2 separate regions of the Homo sapiens genome follow, and region 1 is linked to region 2. Evidence: read pairs that join two places in POLR2A ChIA-PET (ENCODE). Cell type or tissue: A673. All regions are shown on one strand.

Evidence for each region. ChIA-PET counts read pairs that join two places held together with the same protein. Peaks named below come from ENCODE experiments on the same cell type or tissue, not always from the same donor. Only the 100,000 strongest peaks of a DNase experiment are listed, where the experiment ranks them.
Region 1: POLR2A ChIA-PET joins it to region 2 with 7 read pairs; 2 of 35 experiments call an interaction of 5 or more read pairs at or near these places.

The regions. Positions count from the first base shown.
Region 1 is chr20:48,298,075-48,300,574 of GRCh38, forward strand. No RefSeq gene overlaps it. Among named protein-coding and RNA genes, the nearest start is that of LINC00494, 61 kb to the right of the region's middle. In A673, no CTCF peak of the experiment used is centred here; a DNase peak (open chromatin) is centred at 1,197.
Region 2 is chr20:47,281,526-47,284,025 of GRCh38, forward strand. ZMYND8 (zinc finger MYND-type containing 8) reads right to left here. Exons shown (of 23, transcript NM_001281775.3): 9 at 2,046-2,123; 10 at 577-692. Among named protein-coding and RNA genes, the nearest start is that of ZMYND8, 74 kb to the right of the region's middle. RefSeq lists a silencer at 1-234. In A673, no CTCF peak of the experiment used is centred here; no DNase peak of the experiment used is centred here.

The DNA.
Region 1 (2,500 bases), 1.0 Mb after region 2:
TGCAAACAGTATCAGCTGGGGCTGTGGTTTCATCCTAAGACTCACCTGGGGCTGGAGGACCTGCTTTTGAACTTATTCAAGTGGTCTTTGGCAGGATTTAGTTCCTCAAGACAGCGGACCTGAGGCCTTTGGTTCTTTGTGGCTGTTGGCTGGAGGCCTCCCTTGATTCTCACCCCATGGGGAGCTCAGCACTTGGCATCTGGCTCCCCCAGAGCAAGCCGGTGATGGGGAGAATAAGACATTACATCAGTCTTTTTTCTACCCTAATTTCGAAAGTAGCACCCCATCATTTTTCCCATATTCTATTTGTTTGAAGCAAGTCCCTAGGTCTAGCCCACATTCAACGAGAAGGGATCACACAAGGGCACAGATACCAGGAAGTGGGGACCATTGGGAGCCCTTTTTAAAATCTGCTCCCCACACTGTCTCTGGCTACATTTTAGATAGTTGTTAGACTAAACTGTGAATAATTGACAGACTGCAATTTCTTCTATTTCCCTATTTTAGAGGTATCTCTCTCCTGGAAACAGCCCTTGTTCACACCAGAGGTGTGAACAGAAATTCTTTTGCTTTGCTGGCCTCAAACTGATAGAAAAATGTATCAGTTCAGGCAAAGTGTTCCTCACTGGTTTGCTGAATTATGTCTCTTCTTTTTATCCCTTAACTTATAATTTTATGGACTGTGGAGGAGGATGGGAGAATTGGGGTTGGGTTTTCTATTTTCTTTTTTTCCCCTTCTTCAGGGAGAAAAAAACTTGGCTAGAGTTGAGTGCCTCCTAATCCCCAGTAGGAATCTGACATTTTAATTTTGCTTTCTCGCCCTCTCCAGTCTGGCCTGAGGTGCAGGTGGGGACCTCCCAGCACTGTTATCATAATCCCAAACAGCCATGACAGAAGCCTGCCTGAGGGCTTCAGGGGAGACTGAAGAGTCCCAAATGCATCTCTTGTCTAGGATGATGAAAAGTTGATTCGGGCTTGCTACCAAATGTTACTTATCAGATGCCAAGTGGCATTGTCTATGCATGGCGCCTGGTCCTGCCGGGGAGCTGATTGAGGGTGAGCTCCATCCAGAGAGCAGGAGGGGTATCTGGGCACTAAGCTAGGTGGATTTAGGACCCCCAGCACAGTTTTTGGCTGGGACCATTGTTTGGTTCTGACAAACAGCAGGGCACCATGGAGACAGGAAAATAGGCAAAGAAAATGACTCATCTGGCTGGAAGCCCAGAAAATGTATGCTAATACCTTCACGCAGACAAAAATAAGATTATAAAGAGACTGGTGGCAAAAAAAAAAAAAAAAAGCCAGCCTCAAATGATGCTTCTCTTTAATCCATCCACTTAGAAGCCCAACAAGTTGCCGAGATCCACCGTGCCAAAGAGAGAACCATCATATTAGTGAAGTTGCTTTTCATGTCAATTCTTTCCTTTCTGTAACTAAAACTCAACTATGGGAGACATACTCAGCAGTCACCAACATTCTAGATTCCCCTCCTCTTCCCATCCCACAAAAGGTTTACAATTCCCCATCCTTGAAGTTATGTATGGACATAAGATCTTGCTTGGCCAAGGAAATCTGAGGAAGTGACATGTGTTGTTTCAGTATAATTATTTAAAAGCTGGTATATGATTCTCTATGGTCTCTTGCCATGCCATGGTGATCATGGGAGCATGTATTGAGATGCAGATACTGAAAGATGGTGGAGCTTCTGTTCCTTTAGATCTCTGAGAAGTTAAAATAAACTGGGCCTCCCTAACAACTCATGTGAGATATATAGAGTGTGTTTTGTTGTTTTAAGCCAAGGGGATTTGGGTACTGTTGTTTGTTGCAACATTGCCTTGCTTATCCTCATTAGTAAGTCCACCATCCTGCATCCCAATATACTTTCTGTAGACACATTAAAAGCTTACCACTTCCCGGAAAGGCACAGTGGCTCGCGCCTGTAATCCCAGCACTTTGGGAGGTCGAGGCGGGCAGATCACCTGAGGCCAGGCGTTCTAGACTAGCCTGGCCAACATGGTGAAACCTGTCTCTACTAAAAATACAAAAATTAGCCAGGCGTGTTGGTGCCCGCCTGTAATCCCAGCTACTCGGGAGGCTGAGGCAGGAGAATTGCTTGAACCCGGAAGGCGGAGGTTGCAGTGAGCCGAGATCACGCCACGGCACTCCAGCCTGGGTGACAGAGTAAGACTCCATCTAAAAAAAAAAAAAAAGCTTACCACTTCCCTTAAACTTACCCTCAATTAAAGACTTATTCTCTGGCCCTCCTAACAAAAATACAAACTTATTACTGACAAGGCAGCACCTGGGTCCAGCAAACAGGGATTCCGGCGCCCAAACTTGCATATCATGAAAGGGAAAGGAGCATTTAAAAGCTCTGACATTGGGGACAGACACTTTAATGGTTCTGTCAATGGAGATTAAAACTTGAAAATAGCCAAGGGTACACTTTTCGAGGTCTATATTTTAAATGAAATGACAAGAGGAATGAACCTGCGGGACT
Region 2 (2,500 bases):
AACTGCTATTAGCTGGAATAATTCACTCTGCCGTGTACGGAGGGAAAGGGGAGGGCAGGAAGGCTGGGAGGGAGGGCTCACACCTGTCAAAACAGCAACCCCTTATAACTTCCCACTGTAGCTTCAGAGAAAAGGGAACAGGAGAGAACTACTCAGCATGATGATAAGAGATTCATTTACTGGCAATCTAGGAAACTACTTCTATTCTTTGAAAGAATGATTTGGAAAGCAGTTTCCATGGAGGTTTAATTTACTTCAGAAACCCCCTCCCAAAAAATCAAACCAAAACAAAAAAGAACAGCAGCACTTCAAACAGCCACAGAACCCATTCCAATGTTGGTTTCATCAACAGACCCAGTAAAGTAAGATGATTTTCTAACACACCTGAGAAAACTGTAGCCCACGCCATTACCAAGCTTAACATACCACAGGAAATTTATTTCAACAACAAGATCAATGGTTGGTATCATGACAATAATGAGAATAATAGCTGCAGCCTCCACTTCTTTTCTTATCTCATAACAGTATCAAAGTTCAGTGAAAGCTACATGTTCCAAGCCTGTTATTAACTCCCACCTGTCATGTTGTCCAAAGAATCGGGCATCGACCTGCCCGTCTTTATCCCTTAGAGCTTTTGCAGGCCAGAATGGAAACCCCTTCAGTTTGGCCCAGACCAAAGGATGTGGATTGCTCTAGGAAAAGAAAAACAAGATCCAGAGTTTGTACATATTTGACAGCAAGATACTCACTAAAGTTTGGTATGTGAGGATGAAGCAGGACTGTGGGACACAGGCCATGAGTGGAAAAAGAGTTTCAAGCAGGGTCGGCCTGTGTGGTATTCCCTAAAAGGTATGTGGCCAAGACACCTGGACAAAACTGCAAATGGAGTTAAATGGTGAAATCAAAAGCTGAATGAAGTCCAGGCATGGTGGCTCACGCCTGTAATCCCAGCACTTTGGAAAGCCAATGCGGGTGGATCACCTGAGGTCAGGAGTTCGAGACCAGCCTGGCCAACATGGTGAAATCCCATCTCTACTAAAAACAGAAACATTAACCAGGCGTGGTGGCACACGCCTGTAGTCCCAGTTACTCAAGAGGCTGAGGCAGGAGAATCACTTGAACGCAGGAGGTGGAGGTTGCAGTGAGTCAAATCACGCCACTGCACTCCAGCCAGGGCGACAGATCGAAACTCCATCTCAAAAAAAAAAAAACAAAAAAAAGAAAGATGAGAAAACCAGGGTTGGATTCTAGCTGTACCATTATTATCTGGGCAGGCACGAGCAAGACATTTCACCTTTCTGTGCAACATACACAGAGACAATGACACCAATACCTTCTGTTTTTGGATTAAATGTGCATCATACCTAGCATCTAATAAGGGGCAGTATTTTGCTACCTTTATTCTTTATTGAAGGCTTAGCTATTCCGGTGTTAATCTCCAAAAGCACGAAGAGATGCAAAGTATATTTTCTCAACTTTCCTTGCCTAATCTTGCCTCCAAACCCACTCCAACCCACCAACCCCACCCCCAACACACACACCAGTGCAGCCCAACAATGTACTTCTCTCTGCAGAACCCCAGCTTGGAGAAGGCAGATCCACAGGGAAACTAGGGTGACTTTATTTCCCCCAAGAATCATGTTTTGGAGGGACTATGGAGTTAATCCAGGGAAGTATTTTCAAACCTCTTAAAATAGAACCAACATGATTTGTAAATCCACACTGATTTAAGCTCATCTTATTATCTGAAAAGCTTTGCTGCATCCCACATCTCTGATGAGCTCTCTTTTATGCTGCACCTTGCAGTCTGCCCAGGCTAATCAACCCAGGAAGCCATGATGCTATCTCTGGCACATGAACTTTCAGCCTAAGAGGTTTATCCTACCTGGATTACTTTCCTTCTGCCATAATTTTATCAGCAAAAAATTATCTTAAAACTCCATCCAAAGTTTCATCTAATAAGCCACCTGGAAAAAGCTGTCTCAGGGTAGTCATCCAAGGCACAGGGTTCAGTAAATGAAATAAGCAAAGTAAATCCAACTTACACAAGGCTCACAAAACCAGTTATCTCGTTTTTGGCAAGCAGCTAGATAACATTCTGGACATACTTCGATTTCATTCATCTGTAAAGCAAAAATACATTAGAATGTGTCACCCCAGGGGTGGATATCTTGTGGACCTCAATCAATGCTTGATGATTTTGAAGGTTAAGATGTTTTAAAGTCCCATAGAGGGAACACCTTGGAGATGAATCCAACCACTATGTATCGCTCCCAATGCTTCCACCCAGTCCAAGCCACCGTCCTTTCTCTCTGGACCAATGCAACAGCTAACTCCCCACGTCACCCACTTCCACTTTTACCCCCATTATAGACATTCCCTGCAGAGCAGCCACAGCCACCATTTTTTTTTTTTCCTCCAGAGTCTCACTCTGCTGCCCAGGCTGGAGTGCAGTGGCCCGATCTGGGCTCATTGCAACTTTCGCTTCCTGCGTTCAAGC